Regions from separate parts of the Homo sapiens genome. Here all the other regions are linked to region 1. A link is a contact called in ENCODE Hi-C or POLR2A ChIA-PET data. All regions are on one chromosome and are shown on one strand. Each heading gives the region's core, a stretch centred on a gene start or an enhancer-like site at or near the end of the contact. The rest is flanking DNA. Distances are from core to core; before and after follow the strand shown. Region 1 overlaps DUSP22 (dual specificity phosphatase 22). Region 2 has its middle 42 kb from the start of IRF4. Region 3 has its middle 20 kb from the start of LINC03066. Region 4 has its middle 41 kb from the start of DUSP22.

Region 1 (4,954 bases), core at 930-3,429:
GATTAGAGGCGTCCTAGAGTTTGTATCAAATGCACACACTGCGTGTTCCCCAAGTGGCCAGCGTGGTATGGGTTAGTGAATTAAGGGCTTTGGAAATACTCACTTGCTTTTGCTTTCTCTCTGGGATTTCTTAGAAAAGTCATTTTAACCTCTCTTCTCTCATCTGTAAAATGCCTATCTCACAGGGTTTTTTATAGTATTAGGTGAGATGATATAAGTGAAAGTGTTTTTTATGAACACTAGGCATTTCTGGAAATATGATTATATTTTCTGTCTATTCAAGTAAAGAGTATTAATATGTTTTGAAAGTGAATGGTTAGATGCATATTAACTTATATTTACTCATCTTGCTTTAATATATATTACATTGGCATTTTGTACTTTGACATCATGAAGCAAGTAATTACAGATTTTTTTTTTCTTTTTCTGTGAAGTCCAAGGGCATTTGATCTCTGCCAGGCTATGGAGTCGGTATACATCATTGCAGTAGCGCCTTTGTGACATTCAGTGGTTTTAGAATCTAGCAGGTCTGTAAATTTCTTGAGGTTTTTGTGGGGAGAAGAAGCTTTAGCAATACAGAGAGCCTATATTGAAAACATCGGTAAAACGTCCTTGCCTTATTCTATCTCCCTATCTTTTTGTCTATATTTTCTTTAACTGACACCTTCTGTACTTTCAACTCTCTTTTTCTCTCATTTACGTTTTTCTTTTATTTTATTATAAAGGAGCACTTTTGCAAGATGAGAGCTAGTTGGGCCCTTGGACTACTGTGGTCCTGCTTCCAGACAGTTCCTGAGGGCTCTGCCAGCCCATAGTGATGTTCTCCTGCTCAAGGAGAAAATGAGAGCTGAAAGTGGCATTCAGTTTTCCATAAGACTTCATTTATTCCACTTAAAAGAACTATCGTTTAGTCTTAGATTATGTCCTTCTTTTTGTTGTTGAAATATTCTTCTGGGAAATGATGTTGTAGTAAGTGGTAGAGAGGCCCTTTGTTTTAGTTTGCTTTTAAAAAGCCCTTATCTGGCCAAATGAAAAGTACAATATATGCATCCCCCAATTCTATTTTTAATGTTGACAGTGCGTGAAATATCAAAGTTGGGGAATCACTGATACAAACGTGGGCTGGTTTTGTGTGTAATGCTGTGTGCTGATAGGGCAGCTCCACCATGTCTGTCTGATGAGGAACATTCTTCCCACTTACCTCTGGGTGGACTGGGGGCTTCACCATCAGCCTTCCAGCTGGAAAGCGTGCTGGGGCAGGGCCTGTGGGTTGGGGGCCGTGGACAGATTTCTGCCCGAAGAGGAAGCAGCTCTCTGTTATGAAACCACCTTCCAGAGCCTGGACCCAGATAGAATACTCTACTCATTTGCTATTAGAAAACAAGCAAAAACTTTTTTTTCTAAGCAAAAACATACATATTTACATATGTAATGTATAAAAATATAGATTTCTTATATATAAGGATGCTTGCCTTTTTTGGATTTGTCCTTTGCTTTCATTTGCACATACACTTTTGTATCATTTGCAGGAAGGAGGAGCACCCTGTGTCCCTGTGGCCTTGCTGCTGTTATAGCGTGGTCTGGTACCATGGGCTTTTAGGGTAGGGCCAGCTGCCATTCAAGGTGCTCAGCCAGATCTCTGGGCTCCCACTCCAACAGGCAAAGTCCTTTTGAGCAGGACAGGACCATCTTAGATCCTACAGTGGGGATTGAGGCCTCCAAATCTTGCAGTCCTGGAGTGAGAAGTAGTTGTTCAGCCTCAAAAGTGAACACCATGTAGTGTGATGTACAAGCTCATCCACCATCTTTTCTTAGACTCTCTGAAGGTCGGTAGAGCCCATCTGGGCACTGGCTCTTGGCCTTTGATGCAGAAAGGAAGGGACCCAGGCAGAGGGTGCTGGTCTGTGACGAGGGAGGGAGACAGCTGCGGGTGACTGGGCAGTTTGCGAGTCCCCTCTCCCTGGAGGTGCCCCTGCTGCAAGGACCGCGGGCAGGAGCGGGCATGATAGCCCCGGGCGCTGTTTGGTGAGTTTCTAACGCAAGCGTGGTCCGGTCCGTGCTTCCTTGTGCAGCATTCGCTGGCTCTCTGTGGACTGAGCCTATTCCACACGGCTGTGCGTGGACGTAAAGGTGAACTGCCGATGAAACGGAGAGCAGGAACAGGGAACTTGTGTTCATCGAAACAGCTTGCGGTAGGATAGTGCTTCAGACTCGCACTTCTGCTTCTAACTGCAGTTGAGCAATAGAAGGACCAGGACTGTGGGTATTTCCCACTGTGGAGGAGGGAGTTTAATGACCAGAGTTGGGGCTTCTGTCATCAGCTTCCCTGGAAATAACACCCCCACACACAGTCCTGCACCAAAGTGGCAGTGCGCTCGCCTGCCTCTGGGCTTTTCTTGGAAAAGGCATTTCTAGGAATATCTCTCTGGCTTGGCCTTGTGCCGAATTGTGTCCATGAGTCAAGCTGCACTGTGGGGCTCTGAGCGGCCGCCTTGTTGGCATCCTTCCGGCTCCTGGGGTGGCGCCGCGAATGGCCCTATCATGATGCCTGCACAAGGGCTACGCAGCCCAGGCCCCCAACATGGTGGTGGATAGGAGCTATGTCCTGTGGGCTCTACTGGACTTAACTCTTACTACAGACGGAAAGAGCTACCGGGGGGTGGTGGTGCAGAGTGGGGTCACCTCTCCATAACCTCCTCAGCTCCTTCACACGCCCACTCGGCTCTCTGGGCACGGATGGGTTTGGATGGTGCCAGGCTGAGCACACTCCCCTCTTGTATTTTGAGATGTGGCAAGGCTGACTCTTGAACCCAGGTTCAACCCCACAATATGTAAGAAGCCCGGTTTCATTGTGTCTGTGGTTGGGGACGTGCAGATGTCAAAGTGAGATATAAGAAGTGGTCCCCACTCCAAGGTTTCAGTGAAGGGATTCAGTTGTCATCTTTACAAGACCTTGGTGAGGTTCGTACAACTGAATGTGACCCCAATCCTGTCCCCACTCAGATGGGCAGCTGCTAACTTTCATGTTGCTGTGTGGTCTTTGCAGTGTGTTCTGACGTGCTCTGTGGTTTTTCATTTACTCAGGCGGTCGTCATTCATTTCTAGATTTGCTTTTGCTTTTTTGGCTGCTCTGCGTACAGACACGGCTCTTTCTGACCAGAAAGAGACCCACACAGAACAGACCAGCGTGGGCACAGCAGTCAGGGACAGCGTCTTGGCACCCTTGGGGGGCCACAGCAGCGTGAGCAGCCTGGGGGACCAAGGAGGGTGCCGTCCAGCTGCACCCCTGCAGCCAGCCAGTCAGCTGCCCCAGCCTGTGCACTGGCCTGTCTACTGCAGCCTGCAAGGAGGGCAGGCACCCAGTGTAAACCACCAGGCAAGTTGCAGACCAGCAGTCTGGAGCCACTTCTGGGCCAGATGAGTTGGCTCAAGGTTTCAAACATTTTTGAACTAGTTGCTGATATCAGGTAGCATGAATTTGGCCATGAGTGGCAGAATACCGTGTTTGACTGACACATGGCATTCTAAGGGAGAGAGACACTTGGCAGCAGGTGGTGCAGCTCTGAGCATGGCACTCGCTCCCAGCTCCATGGCCGGAGGTCAGGGGCAGAGATAGATCACTTTCCTCTCTTCGGGAAGGGAAAGGTTTTCCAGAAGTCCCTACCCACAGCCTTTCCATTGCTTCAACATGGACAGAGCTGCAGGAAGACAGGATGTCCTTCCCAAACAAAATCAGTGCGGCTGACATGTCTTGTCCGGTTCCATTATCTCCAGGCCAGCAGACTTCTCTGCCAACCGCAGACGGCTAGTTGTGCTGAAGGTGTGGGGAGCTCCCAGCTGGCTACCCAGCTCTTTGCTGGGGGCCAGGCTCCTGCCCAACAAGGCTCCCTTCGTGCCCCACTCTGCTGTATACTTGGCTTTGCGGCCTGGCTGTAATGGGTGTCTGCTCTGGAGTGTCCTTCGGCACTGATACCTTAGATTTCGGGATTACAGCAGGAATCCTTTCTTGCCTGCTGTGTACCAAGCCACCTTATTACATCTGGGTGCAGGTATTCTGCTACTCATGGCCAAATTCATGCTACCTGATATCAGCAACTAGTTCAACAATGTTTAAAACCTTGAGCCAACTCATCTGGCCCAGAAGTGGCTCCAGACTGCTGGTCTGCAACTTGCCTGGTGGTTTACACCGGGTGCCTGCCCTCCTTGCAGGCCACAGTAGACAGGCCAGTGCACAGGCTGGGGCAGCTGACTGGCTGGCTGCAGGGGTGCAGCTGGACGGCACCCTCCTTGGTCTCCCAGTCTGCTCACGCTGCTGTGGCCCCCCAAGGGTGCCAAGACGCTGTCCCTGCCTGCAGTGCCCACTCTGGTCTGTTCTTATTTACATCTGGGGGCAGTTATCCCTGGGAAAGTTAACAAAAGCAGATGTGCTAGTTAGAGATGTCAGGTCAGAGTCCGGAGTCCTTGATTTGGTCCCCTAGGGATTTGTGCTTGTGGTGACCCTTGCAGTTGTTGCAGAACATGTGTGTGCATGTTTGCGTGTGCATGTTTGCGTGTGCATGTTTGCATGTGGATGCATGCACATGGACAGTTGCTGCTGTTCCCTGGCTGTCCTCATCTCACTGAGCACCTGCCGTGAGGTCGCTGAGTTTCTTCTGCAGTCAGTACCTGGGTGAGTTTGTTAGGCCGTGCCTGAATTTCTCATTCTTATTACATTCATGTGCCCTGGCATTCTGAATGTCTTACAGTTTATCAGAGTCCCTGGCAAATTGTCAGTACTCAGTCAGTGTTTAAAGAGAAGTCAGTTTAGTCCATGGGCAACTTTTGCTGTTTTATAAGCCATTCAAAGGTAGAAGACGTTGGAGAGGTACATGTGCTATCCATCCCGAGGTGTCAGCACTTAACCCACAAACCAGTCCAGAATGAGGTCTGAGTGGCAGGGGACACACATGCTGGT
Region 2 (4,583 bases), core at 1,671-4,170, 94 kb after region 1:
TTTCCTAGATACTCATGGAAATATGTGCTTTGAGGATGGCTGACACCTGCTTGGTATCCACTGGTTTCAATGCCATGGCATTGGCCTTCTTACCCCTTTCACTAGACAAATAAGCTAAACTAGCCTCAGACCCACGCAGAGCTGCCACCTCTGTTCATTTCCCTGTGAGTCATCCTTAATGAGCTACAAAAACGCATGACCCAGGCAGCCATGCAGAAGCCAACACTAGAAATGCATGTCCTTCCCGCAGGGTGGTGCGGTGGGGGAAAGGAGAGTTCCGAATAAGCGCCTGCCTTTAACTTCCTGAAGTCAGGGTCAAATCCAGCAGCCACCTCAAACCACACCTTCACAGGAACAGTCATAGCTTTGCAAAGAACTGAGAAGAGACAGTTGTATGTGACCACATCCAGCAGAGGTTACACTCACATCCCAACCAACCCTGTAAAAAGACCACAGGAGAAAAGTCAGAGCGCCACACAACAGAACCAATGCAGCCTTGGCCAACTCATGGAGCATATCAGGAGATGTGGGCTTGGAGAGCCACATCTTTTTTCAATGTATATATAATTTCAACTTTTGCTTTAGAGCCAGGGGGTGCATGTGCAGGTTTGTTACATGGGTATATTGCCTGATGCTGAGGTTTGGGATACGTTGGATCCCATCACCCAGGTACTGAACATTTCACCCAATAAGTAGTTTTCAACCCTTACCCCACTCTCTCCCCGACCTAGTAGCCCCCAGTGTCTACTACTGCCAAAACAGTCAGATGTTGAAGATGGGTAGGAATCTCCATTTCCATTGTGCTTTTCCAGAAATATTCTATGTTCATGCTGCCTCTCAAGCTATATTGTTTGTGGTGACCGACATAAGTAACAAATAATCAAGAGCATCCATGGGAATGCTGCACACCAACAGCCAGACAAAGACTCCCTCCTCCAGACATCAGTGGTGAGTGGGCGGAGGAGAACCTGTTACATCTGCATGTTTGAATATTTCGTGAGCAAATAAACCTCCACCTAGGAAGATATGTGGATGGCAGATAGGCGCATGGAAGGCTGTTAAATGTCATTCATCATTTCAGAAATTCAAATTCAGTTACAAGGGGCTCTGCAGTCCTATTAGAATGGCTAAAACGGGAATGAAAACATCTGGCAATACCCAGTGTTGAAGAGGACACGGAACAACCAAAACTCTCATACGCGTTGCTGGCGAAAGTGAAAAATGGTAAACCAGTTTGGGAAACAGTTTGGTGGTTTCTTATTCAGTTAAACATATGCTTACCATCTGACCAAAAGATTCTGCTACTAGGCATCCCTTAACCAAGAAAGATGAAATCTTATCTTCACATAAGCATGAATTAATTTTCAATGCATTTAAGTGGAAGAAGCCAGACCCAACAAACTACCTACTGTAGGTTTCACTTATACGACATTCTGGAAAAGGCAAAAAATAGTAAGAACAGAGGAGAGATCAGGGAATACCAGGGGCTGAGGGTGGGAGGAGTCTGCCCCAGGGCAGCATGAGGAGGGACCCAACTGTTCAGCGCCATGCTTATGGTAGTGCTTATGGTAGTGCTTACCCAATTTGATGCACTGCACACCAGAAAGAGTGAATTTGGCCAGGTGCGGTAGCTCACGCCTGTAATCCCAGCACTTTGGGAGGCCAAGGTGGGCAGATCACCTGAGGTCGGGAGTTTGAGACCAGCCTAGCCAACCTGGTGAGACCCTGTCTCTACTAAAAAAAAAAAAAAAATACAAAACTTAGCCAGGCATGGTGGTACATGCCTATAGTCCCAGCTACTCAGAAGGCTGAGGCATGAGAATCGCTTGAACCCAAGAGGTGGAGGCTGCAGTGAGCTGAGATCACACCCCTGCACTCCAGCCTGGGCAGCAGAGCAAGACCGTTTGAAAAAATAAATAAATAAATAAAAAATAAATTTTACTGCACCTTTCTTTTTAAAAACAAAAAAAATAAAAACCCTACGTCAAAAGTAGGCATTTTAGTAGCTTCGGATCTGAGAAAAGTTGTTTTCCCACTGAGGAATGCCATAGTATTCTGTTTTTCAAGTACATAACGTTCCTAGAAGAGCCAAAATTAAACTTAAAAAAGAAAAACAAAAGAAAAAAAGAAGCTGATGTAATTGACAACTTTTATAGTCTCCTCGTTTCATTCAGGTCAGTAAAGGATCAGCAAAGAGAAGCAAACATTCAGCATGCCATGGCTGGGACCCTAAGCACCACACAGGCCAGGCTAGAAAGTGCCTCCTAGACCCAGCATGCTTTTGCTCACAGATGCGTAAGCTAAGGGCGTGTGAGCCGCAAAGTCGGGCCTGGGCTTCAGCCCTGCTACTGCGACTCTGCCGGGACAAAGGGAGGCACTGATCCCCACAGGCCATCCCAGACACTGATACATTTTTGACTTGCCAGCATCTTCGCTACCTTCTCTTTCATTTTCCTATAATCCCGTTTCCTTTCACAGCATGTTCCCTAGGTGAGGAACAGCAAGTACCTGTAGGTCTGGAACGAGGGCCCAGGGCCACGAAAACCAGCCATGGGATGGAACAGGAGGGAGAGAGGAGGGGATGGACATGGCTTCTGTGTCTGGGACCACACGCTTCATGTTTTTTCTTCCCTTGGCATTTCTGTCTTGGCACAAGGGAAGTTTCAAAACAGCAGGAGCGAAGTGTTTTCCAGCTATGGCCAGGCACCCCCAGCACTGAACACAAGAATGCTAAACAAAGTCCTATGGTCATTTTCCTTAGGCCCTCCCGCCCCCAGGCTTTCTCAGAGATTGTGGAACAATGGAGCCCATGATTTTAGGATGCAGCTCAGTCCCTGGAGGCACACAGGCATCCTCCCTCCACCTGTGTGTCCAGAATTGGCGGGTTCCTGGTTATCACTGACTTCTAGAACGAAACCACAAACCCTCGCGAGGAGTGTCACAGTTCTTAAAAGTGATGTTCCTGTTTCCAGTTTCTTTCTTCTGGTGAGTTCAGTTTCGCCGGCTCAAGAATGAAGCTTCAGACCTTCACAGTGAGCGTTACAGCTCTTAAGGCAGTGCCTCTGGTGGGTTTGTGATCTTACTGACTTCAGGAATGAAGCTGCAGACCTTTGTGGTGAGTGTTACAGCTCATAAAAGCAGTAGGGACCCAAACACTCAGCAGCAGCAAAACTTATTGCAAAGAAAGAAAGCACAAACTTCCTACTATGTGGAACCAACCCCGAGTGAGTTACCACTTTTGGTTCCTGCAGCCTGCTTTTATTCCCTTACCTGGCTCTCTCTCCCTGCTCCTCCCCCGCCATATCCTGCTGATTGGTCCATTTTACAGAGAGCTGATTGGCCCATTTTGACAGGGTGCTGATTGATGCGTTTACAATCCCTGAGCTAGAAACAAAAGTTCTCCAGGTCCCCACTAGATTAGCTAGATACAGCATGCCGATTGGTGTATTTATAAACCCTGAGCTAGACACAGAGTGCTGATTGGTGCATTTACAAACCTTGAGCTAGATACAGAGTGCCGATTGGTATATTCACAATCCGTTAGCTAGACATAAAGGTTCTCTAAGTCCCCACTAGACTCAGGAGCCCAGCTGGTTTCACCCACTGGATCCTTCAGAGAGGCCGTAGGTGGAGCTGCCTGCCAGTTCCGTGCTGTGCGCCCGCGCTCCTTAGCCCTTGGGCGGTCGATGGGACTGGCGCCCTGGAGCAGGGAGCGGGGCTCCTCCGGGAGGCTCGGGCTGTGCAGGAGCCCACCGCTGGGATTGGGGAGAGGCTCAGGCATGACTGGTTGCAGGTCCCGAGCCCTACCCTGCGGAGAGGCTGCTAAGGTCCGGCGAGAAATCGAGTACAGCAGCTGCTGGCCCAGGTGCTAAGCCCGTCACTGCCCGGGACTTGCGGGCCAACTGGCCACTCCGAGTGCGGGGCCCCCCGAGCCCACGCCCACCCGGAACTCGCGCTGGCCCGCAAGCGCCGCGCACAGTCCGGGTTCCCGCCTGCGCCTCTCCTTCCACACCTCCCCGCGCAAGCTGAGGGAGCCGGCTCTGGCCTTGGCCAGCCCAGAAAGGGGCTCCCACAGTGCAGCGGCGAGCCGAAGGGCTCCTCAAGCACAGCCAGAGTGGCCACCAAGGCTGAGGAGGCGCCGAGAGCGAGCGAGGGCTGTGAAGGCTGCCAGCACGGTGTCACTTCTCACCTGGGCCTGGAGCGGCATCTTACTCATTCTGTATTCTCAGGCACCAACAAATAGCTTGGGATGTCACGGATGACTCAGCTAGATGTGCTTAAAAATTAAATGCACGGTAACGGGGCTAGGACTGCCACCCCTGGCTCCACTTCTCAAAGGAAGGGAGCAAGAATTCTATCAGAGATACAAGGTGGCATTTTGGGGGACAGAGGTTAACTCAGGTGGACTATTTTCACTGAGCATTTGGATGACATACACTTGGGATAAACATTTTACCATTCCAATGAGAAGAACCCTAACTGCAGAGCTGGGAAGTAGTACAGGGAAGGAGCTCAGTACCCTGCGGCCCAGCAGGAATATGCCGGGCACTGTGTGTGCATGCTCCATCCATTCTTTACAAAGC
Region 3 (4,648 bases), core at 1,154-3,653, 120 kb before region 1:
TTGTAGTTTAATTCCTCACTTATTGTTGTAATTGCAATTGGATTTTGCAACAACAGCAACAAAAGCCTCCCTGGCAAGTTCCTGGTGATTCTGGGGAAGAGGGCTTGAGCCTGAGCTGCTCTAACCTCTCCTTCAGTCCTCAGCTCCCTGCGGTCTCTCTATAGAGATATGAGACACCCCATTCCCAGTACAAGCCACTTTTCCAGCTTCACACACACGCCCTCTTGGATATGCTCCCTGTGACGGGCAACCGTTCTACTGGAAGTAATTCTGAAAAAAGCCTCTGAACCCATGAGGCCCACGTGGGGCTTACCTGGCATTCAACTGTGTTCTCCTACATGTCACCATGTCCTGTCTCCACGACTCATGTTTGATCCTCGCGGGGGCATCAGAGCTTCCTCAGCACCTAGCAAGGCCATCTGTATATGCAGTGGTGATCCCCATTTCAATGTAAATTACGACCACTCTCCACCACTGCTACCCAGGATGTTTCCCAGACTCCTTAGGTGTGTGAGGTGCAGAATCAACCAACTGGAAAGAAACACTCTTAGCCACTTTAATACTCCTCCTCCCTCTTTCTAAATTTCCTAAACCAGTTGAAAATGGGCACCTTTTCTGAGAAGCACAAGCTGTCTCTTGCCCCTTTTACAAATGTCAGTCATGTGTTGCTTAAGGACAAGGATACCTTCTGAGAAATGGGTCCTCAGGCAATTTGCTGTTGTGTGAGCATCGCAGAGTGAACTTCCACACACCCGCGTGCTATGAGCTGCTTTACACCTGGCGATATGAGACAGCCTGTCGTGCCAGGCTGAGACCTGCATGTCACTGCGCTGAGTGCTGTCGGCAATTATGACACAGTGGCGTGTGTGTATCTAAACAGAGAAAAGGTGCCGTGAAAGAACAATACGAAAGATGAACAACAGTACCTGTGCAAGGCACTTACCATGAGTGGAGCTTGCAGGACTGGCAGCTGCTCTTGTGAGTCAGTGGGTGAGTCGGGAGTGAATGTGAAGACCTAGGACATCACTATGACTACTGCAGACTTTATAAACACTGCACACGTAGGCCACACTCTCTCTCTCTACATATAAAGTATATATATGTGTGTGTGTATATATATATAATTGTGCTAAGACGTTGAGGTGGCTACAATGTCATCACATGATAGGAATTTTTCAGCTCCCTTATACTCTTACAGGACAACCATAGTATACGCTGTCTGTGGTTGGAAATGTTGTTGTGTGGCACATGACCGTATGGAAGAACAGAGAAGACCATTCAGAGCTTCATCGGAGGCAGTGGTGACCGCAGGACCCCTGCATCTGCTTCAGCCCAACCAGACATCCCTGACCCTGCCCAGCAGACCCTGACCTCCGCCACAGATAACCTGGGAGCCTGTGGGCACGGTCAGCAGGGGGCGTGGAGTCTGAGGCACATGACTCTCATGCGCCAGCCCAGTGGTGCCCGCACCTCATTCTTAGAATTTCCTGGAAGTGGCTTTGCTCTGAATGCCTGCGCTGGCATCACAGAAACAAAAGTTTCTTCCCTGGAAGGGATGGGAGCAGCAGGGGCTGGTGGAGGAGCTGCCACTGTTTTGGTCACAGAACCACGCGTTCTCCAGGTGAAAGGTAAAGCTTCAACTCTGCACAGTAATCCAGGGAAGCATCTTCTTCAACGGGACGCGAGCCGCTTTCTCCTGTCGCTGTGGGTTTCATTTGTGGCGACGTCTCTGCAACATCCATTTTTCCCTGAGTTTCTTTCTGGCCGTAGCATGCACCTTCGGGGGCTACGAAGTTCTGATGCTCAGGTACTACAGGAGATCCATTGAACTGAATCTCTGGAAGTGGGGCCCAGGCCTCTCCTTTTCAGAAGCTCAGTGTGTGCTTCTGATGTACAGCCAGAGTTTAGAGCCATCAGGCTCACCCAGTCACGGTGATACCAACTCTCCAACCAGTGACTGTTCTTGGAACATGCAGATCACTCTATTCTAGACGTGAGGCATGAGGAGAAGCCTGCAGGAAGCTTCTGGAAAGGAGTTCATCACTCCTAAGGGGAAGATAGTACCTCTCTGTCTTGTCCAGATGTGACACCTGGCAGAGCTGCCTGGAAGACACCAGTGCCCCAGGCGCCAGGTGTGTAGAGTCACAACCCTGCGTGCCGTGTCTGGAGTCTGCCCTGGCTCTGGGCTTCCTGTGGTAGGTGATGACACAATGCCTCACTCCCTAACCCTGCTTGAGGCTTGGGTGTGAGTTATTTGTAGAGAAAAACATTCTTACTCATTCCTGGGCCTGTTCCTTCTGTACCTATAGGGAAAGAGCGGAGGAACCAGGTTCCCGGTCCAGGCCCCACTTCCTGTTACGCCCTTTAGCTGATTTCCTCTGTTCCTCGCCAGATTCTAGAAGGTTTGCGAACTCTGCTCATGCAAAGTCTGGCTGCGGGGGCAGTGGAGTTGCTGGAAATCAGACTCGAATGCCACACTGCTTCAGGAAACCGAGGTGCTTTCCTCCGTGTACAGCCAGTGTGCTCCTTAGGTCTCTGCATCAGCCTGTGAGGGGGATGAGATCACCGTCCTGTTTCAGAAGAGGAAGGCGAGGCCCGGAGAGGGCGCAGGGTGCCCTGTGGCTGTGGCCACCCGGGAAGGGGCTGTGACGCCCTCGTGGTGCAGGGATGAGGGACGCTGCCTGCCTTTGCTGTCGAGCAGAGGTCTCACCCCTGCTTTGTGAGTTTCTGAGTTTCTGAGTGACCTCAGCAAAGCAGCTCAGCCTTTGAGCTCAGCTTTCTCATAGGAAAACGGGGTTGAAAAATCTTCCCCACATTTATTATGCAAAAGCAACCGACGGAGGAGCGCCTGCTGATGCTCAGCAAAATGCCGTCTGTGTGCTGCTCATCATTCCACGCCTTCACCCTGAACGCCCAGCTTCTTATCAGAGTCTAGGGGCAGCAGAGAGTGATTGAATACGCACGTGTGTCCACACTGCAGCCACGGCAAGGCCGAGAGAGGGGCTCCCCACCATGCTGGCGGCCTGGGGCCTGGACAGAGCCAACTGGGGAAAGTGCCTCGCAACAGACCAACCTGGTGAGGGAGGCGGGGGGAGCACATGGCGCAACCCACCCTCCTACCATCCACATTGCAAAGCCCCAGCGATTCCTGGGCGTCACTTTTCCACCCCCACCCACCCTGTGTCTCTGTGGCTTCGGGCGCGAGCTTGTGGGGCAGAGCCAACAGACAGAGCTGGGGACACCTGGGGCCGCTTCACAGCGAGATGCCAGACTCAGGCCTTTACCAAGCTGCGCGTCACTGGTAGAAAAGGACATTAGGAACACTAGGTAAAAAGCAAAACAAAAATAAATCTCACTTGGCATCTTTCCCATTATAGTTCAGTCGATGGTAGCTATGATTCTATTTGCCTGTGTTACTATTTACTCTGAAAGAGTGGATTTAGGCCAGAACATTTGCAGTCTGGCTGTGTAAGGCACCACAACAGTATCAATGAGCCGCCGCACTCAGGATGATTTAGCTCTCCCCATTTTCTCAGATCTCATCACCCCCAATCCTCAGCTCCCTTGTGACCAAAGGTTAGCATTCTTCACAGAGTAGTTAGTCTGTGGACTGGGGGTGAAGCGAAGCCCCTCCATTTCCTGGGTCTGGAGACCCAGGGCCTCCGAAGCTCTGGCCTGGGCCATGCAGACTTTTCATGGAAGGTGAGGGCAGGGACTTCTGACACTGAGGCCCTGAGTTGGGGCCAAAAGTTTTAGGTGAAGGGCACCATCCCCAGCAAGAATGCTCTCACTTCAGATGCCAGCTGCAAACTCCAGGGTCCCCAGGCCACCTGCACTTCTGACCAAGTCAGGGGTTCCCCTGACCCCTTCAGAGTCAATAATTCACCAGAATGACTCTCAGAACTCCGGAAAGTGCTACATGTATGATGACAGTGTTATTACAAAGGACACAGCTCAGGACCAGCCAAAGGAAGAGACAGCAGGACACAGTCCAGGAGGGCCTGGAAGGCAGAGCTTCCATGTGCTCAAGACCGGTCACCCTCCCACTACATCCATGCGTTCACCACCTGGAAGCTCCACCAAGCTTTGGGGCCAGAGCTTCCACTTGGGTTTCATGACATACTCGTGATTGATTGAATCACTGGCCTGATGGTTGAACTTCATCTCCAGCCACCTCCCTTCCCTAGAGGTCAGGCTCAGAGCCCTGATCCTCTGGTGACACGTGGGTCTTTCCTGTAAGACCGTCACCCGTCCTGAAACCACGCAGGCCCCCACCGTGAGTGACCTGTTAGCATAAATTATCAGGGCCCACCATGAATAGCAGAGACACTCCCATCACTTGGGAAATTGTAAGGCTTTAGAGAGCCTCTCCCAGAAGATGGAGACAAAGGCCAGCATGAGTCCTCATCACACAGGAGGAGTGTGGGTGTCGTGAGTGTGAGCGGTCTTGCTCACACAGGCACATGCCTCTGTTCTCTAGAGACAAAAACCACAGCTCCTTAGCATTTCATGCGAAGCCTGCCATCCACTGGCCTCATCCCTCGTTGCCTAACGTGGGGCTTTTTCTGCAAGGCCGGTGCTCGCTGTCCTCCTCAGGGAAATTCTCACCAGCTCCCTGGAGCATGGCTGTCATTCGATCTTTGGTGTA
Region 4 (4,363 bases), core at 1,222-3,721, 89 kb before region 1:
TTTAACCATCCTTCTGTCCTCCCCACCCCAGCCCTTACTACCTTCTGGGAACCATTCTTCCCCTCTGTATCTCCATGAATTCAACTGTTTTAATTTTTAGCTTTCACAAGTGAGTGAGAACATGCAAAGTTTGTCAGTCAGTGCCTGGCTTGTCTCACTTAACATGATGACCTCCAGTCCCATGCATATTACAGCATCTAATTCTTTTCTATGGCTGAATAGTACTTTATTGTGTATATGTACCACATATCCTTTATCCATTCATCTATTGATGGATACTTAGGTTGCTTCCAGATCTTGGCTATTGTGAATAGTGCTGCAATAAACATGGGCATGCAGACATCTCTTCAGTATAGTGATTTTCTTTCTTTTGGGTATATACCCAGCAGTGGGATTGCTGGATTCTAGGGTAGCTCTATTTGTCAAAATTGATTGGCCACAAACATAAGGATTTATTTCTGGACTCTAAATTCTCTTCCATTGATCTACATGTCCGGCTAGTACCACACTGTCTTGCTTACTGTCACTTTGTAGTAAGCTTTAAAATCAGGACGTGTGAGTCTTTCAACTTTGTTTTAATTTTTCAAGATTGTTCTGGTTATTCTTGGTGCCTTGCCTTTCCGTATGAATTGTATAATAAGCTTGTCAGTTTCTGCCGAAAAAAAAAAGCCAGCTGGGATAATGATAGGGATTATATTGAATCTGTAGATCAATTTGGGGAGTACTGCCGTCTTAACAATAAGTATTGAGTATTCCAATCTATGTTCATGAGATGTCTTCCATTAATTTAGATCCTCTGTAATTCTTCCAATGATGTTTTGTACTATAGTTTTCAGTGTAGAAGTCTTGAATTTTTTGGAAAAATCTATCCTTAAAATATTTTATTCTTTTTGATACTATTATAAATGGAACTATTTTCTTACTTTTATTTTCAAATTGTTCATTGCTAGTGTATAGAACCAACCGACTTTTGTATATTGATCTGCTACCCAGCAACCTTAATGAACTAATTTTATATGCCTAATAGTTTATTTTGTGGCATGCTTAGAATTTTTAATATTAGATCATGTCATCTACAAACAGAGATAGTTTTACTTCTTTCTTTCCCATCTGATGTCTTTCACTTTTCTTTCTTGTCTAATTGTCCTGGCTTGATCCTCCATTGCAATGTTGAATAGAAGTGGTGAGAGTGGACTTCCTTAGGGCAAAAACATTCTGTCTTTTACCACATGTGTAATGTTAGGTGTGGTTTGTTTGTAGATTCCCTTGATCAGGTGGAGGAAGTTCCCTTCTATTCTTAGTTTTTGTGTGTTTGTATTATGAAAGATTGTTAAATTTTGTAAAATGCTTTTTTTCCCATCTCTTCAGATGACTATGTGGTTTTGTTGTCATGCTATTAATACAGTGCATTACATTGACTGATTTTTCAAAGTTAAAGCATCCTTATCTTCTTTGGATGAATCTCATTGGATTCAGTTTGTGTTTTGTTGAGGATGTTTGTATTGATATGTATAAGGGATATTGGTTTGTACTTTTCTTATGATATCTTTGACTGGTTTTGGTATCAGGGTAATACTGGCGACATAGAATAAGGTGAAAAGTGTTTCCTCCTCTTCTCTTTTTAAGAGTTTATGAGAGGGTCCGGGCGTGGTGGCTCATGCTTGTAATCCCAGCACTTTGGGAGGCTGAGGCAGGCGGATCGCTTGAGGTTGAGAGTTCGAGACCAGCCTGACCAACATGGAGAAACCCCATCTCTACTAAAAATACAAAATTAGCCAGGTGTGGTGGCACATGCCTGTAATCCCAGCTACTCAGGAGGCTGAGGCAGGAGAATTGCTTGAACCCGGGAGGTGGAGGTTGCAGTGAGCCGAGATCACACCACTGCACTCCAGCCTGGGCAACAAGAGCGAAACTCCGTCTAAGGAAAAAAAAAAAAGTTTATGAGAGATTGTTGCTAATTCTGCATTTGATAGAATTCACCAATGAAGCCATGTGAGTCTGAGCTTTTTGGTAGGAAGTTTTTAATTACCAATTCAATCTCCTTACCTGCTACATGTCTATTCGTATTTCTTATTTACCCCTCTCTCGGCTTCAATAGTTTGTGTCTGGTATACACATGTTAAAATAAAAATGTTAATTTGAAGTTTCTCCCCATCCCTGTCATCTACCTATCCTCCTTATTACTTGGGCTCATCTCCTTGACAGCAACTATAGGAAAAACAAGAAAGCAAAAATATTATCTCTTTACATGCGACAGATTCCTTTGGATTTTGCTCCCCCATGGCTTCTTTTGATATGTTTGGTCTCCTAGCCCCTCCTCTTTAAAACTTCTCGACTCTAGAAAAACACAGAAGAAAAAGACTGAGCGAGAGAAAGAGAAAGATTGTTCTAGTGAGATTTGAATCCATTCTGTAGTGCCACATGGATAAAAAGTAGGCCTATCAAATGTCACAAATGGGCTTGACTCACTTGGCATCTCAAAGCCCTTATGACATGTAACTGCTAGCAAAGGTGTGATGATTCATATCTTCAGCAGAATTGAGAACATGAAACTCTACTTTGCCTTCCTCCTTAGAATTGTTCAGAGGAAATGTTATTTCTTCCCTGAAAGTTGGTTGCAAGTTTCTTTCCTTTCTTACTGAATGAAATGTCACATATATTGATAGATGACCACTTTCACACAGAGCTAGGTAAATAAGATTATGATTCTTATATTAATTCCAGAGTGATGATTTGATAAAGAGAGGAGATAATCCATCATTTCATCCTTGCAACAGAGGTCTCAATTTTGTTGTTATTAGAAGGAGATGAATTATTTTTTCTTTAATATACTTTAAAAAACAAAACCAACCACCATCAGCAACAAAAATACTCTCTAAACTTGTGTTTAAACTGCAGCGGAAAAAACTATTTTAGTGAACTTAGCATTTTCCTAGTATTACCTCACCTCAGGATTTGAGTTTTCCAATGACTGTGGCAGTGCCTTGTTATTTTTAGGGATTCGACAGCCTTTTCTGCAAACCGTCCCCTTAAACTCTCCCTCATCTACCTCTGCATTGTGATTATCTCATATATCAAAAAGTTTCTTTTTCTCTAAGATGAAGCTGGCTTATCTTTATTCAGTCTAGAAGATTTGATTGCACAGAAATGATCTAATAGTTGCCCACCGAAGGATTTCACTGCACCCGAACTCATTCAAAATGCTTCCTTAGTCAGTTTGTTCTTGTTTTCCTTCTAAGTTTTGCATGCTTCTTAAACCCTGTTTCAGAAAGTCAAAGAAACATACCTTCTCATTCATTTAAACAACACTGAAGGACCTGAAAAAGCCTGTCCTTAATTATTTCATAACTGAAACGAAAACAAATTTTAGCATGTCAGTCTGATCTTGTAAGCCATACACAGGAAACCCAAGGTCAGCGTAGAGTGTCTTATTCTAGAATGGTAAGCCAGGCATTATTGTTTCTATTATTCTATAAATTACAGCTGACATGCATGTATGACAGCTTAACACAGATATTAAACAGACCAAAGAGACTTTCAATTTCTACCTACAGTGACAGATTATTTATCTCAACAGGTAAAATCATAATAAATCCAAAACTCTTAGGGATGCCATGAAGTGTTTATTTTCTAGTTGGAGAGGAAATTATGTTGGCACCTTAATTACGCTTTATTTTACTGTTTCATTCATGGGCCTCGGTTGCACAGAATCAGATGACTCATAATTCTTGCTTCACCACACACTTCCCCACTGGCCCATGCACGGCCCTTTTCTATTAATTTACTCATTTATTTATTTCTAATAATACAAAAAAAACACCCACGGACCCACCACCCATCACCACTGATCCATAAGCCAGGACTATGAATTTTTTTTTTTTTTGAGACACAGTCTCACTCTGTCGCCCAGGCTGGAGGGCAGTGGCATGACCTCGGCTCACTGCAACCTCTGCCTCCCAGGCTCAAGCAATTCTCCTGCCTCAGCCTCCTGAGTAGCTGGGATTACAGGCATGCGCCATCACACCCGGCTAATTTTTGTGTTTTTAGTAGAGACAGGATTTCATCATGTTGGCCAGGCTGATCTCGAACTCCTGACGTCAGGTGATCCCCCCACCTCAGCCTCCCAAAGTGCTGGGATTACACACGTGAGCCACCATGCCCTGCCGGACAATGACAATTTAACTCAGATTTTCTGCTCCTTTGCGACCTTCTGTCCCTGCTTCGCCCCACCTGACTCGCAGGCTGGTAACTGTGACTCTAAATCCTTGTCCATCATTCCCTTGCCTCCCTTTTTAACGTGGGGTTTTCACTTTGTGTCTCCTGATTAACAAGCTGATTTATTTTGTTTTATTTTTAAGTCCCT

Evidence for each region. A loop is a pair of places that touch in the nucleus more often than their neighbours do. ChIA-PET counts read pairs that join two places held with the same protein, here RNA polymerase II (POLR2A). Pooled maps may share reads with other maps.
Region 2: a map of natural killer cell shows a loop between it and region 1 (2.7-fold over the local background). The contact joins two enhancer-like sites. A Hi-C loop is called at or near these places in 1 of 168 maps with a recorded cell type or tissue (natural killer cell), 1 of 37 single-sample maps with no recorded cell type and 6 of 50 pooled maps. POLR2A ChIA-PET finds 5 or more read pairs at or near these places in 2 of 52 experiments (A549 and HepG2).
Region 3: a loop to region 1 is called in a map of CD14-positive monocyte, with 2.7 times the contacts of the local background. The contact joins two enhancer-like sites. A Hi-C loop is called at or near these places in 4 of 168 maps with a recorded cell type or tissue (B cell, CD14-positive monocyte, naive thymus-derived CD4-positive, alpha-beta T cell and 1 more), 14 of 37 single-sample maps with no recorded cell type and 14 of 50 pooled maps. POLR2A ChIA-PET finds 5 or more read pairs at or near these places in 9 of 52 experiments (GM10248, GM12878, HepG2 and 5 more).
Region 4: a loop to region 1 is called in a pooled map, with 4 times the contacts of the local background. The contact joins two enhancer-like sites. A Hi-C loop is called at or near these places in 5 of 37 single-sample maps with no recorded cell type and 10 of 50 pooled maps.

What each region holds. Positions count from the first base shown.
Region 1 is chr6:339,137-344,090 of GRCh38, forward strand. All of the region lies in intron 4 of DUSP22 (dual specificity phosphatase 22), which reads left to right. Among named protein-coding and RNA genes, the nearest start is that of DUSP22, 49 kb to the left of the region's middle. RefSeq lists a silencer at 1-63 and enhancers at 3,043-3,312, 3,790-4,290. Within about 2 kb of position 2,180, at least 6 of the 41 ENCODE cell types and tissues checked have a DNase peak (open chromatin) inside an H3K27ac peak, as active enhancers do; they include CD14-positive monocyte and GM12878, where a contact is called at or near this core.
Region 2 is chr6:431,916-436,498 of GRCh38, forward strand. No RefSeq gene overlaps it. Among named protein-coding and RNA genes, the nearest start is that of IRF4, 42 kb to the left of the region's middle. RefSeq lists an enhancer at 2,828-3,057 and a silencer at 2,831-2,995. Within about 2 kb of position 2,921, at least 2 of the 41 ENCODE cell types and tissues checked have a DNase peak (open chromatin) inside an H3K27ac peak, as active enhancers do.
Region 3 is chr6:223,033-227,680 of GRCh38, forward strand. No RefSeq gene overlaps it. Among named protein-coding and RNA genes, the nearest start is that of LINC03066, 20 kb to the left of the region's middle. RefSeq lists enhancers at 2,403-2,562, 2,623-2,672, 3,968-4,027, 4,588-4,648. Within about 2 kb of position 2,404, at least 9 of the 41 ENCODE cell types and tissues checked have a DNase peak (open chromatin) inside an H3K27ac peak, as active enhancers do; they include CD14-positive monocyte and GM12878, where a contact is called at or near this core.
Region 4 is chr6:249,605-253,967 of GRCh38, forward strand. No RefSeq gene overlaps it. Among named protein-coding and RNA genes, the nearest start is that of DUSP22, 41 kb to the right of the region's middle. RefSeq lists an enhancer at 2,520-2,589. Within about 2 kb of position 2,472, at least 2 of the 41 ENCODE cell types and tissues checked have a DNase peak (open chromatin) inside an H3K27ac peak, as active enhancers do.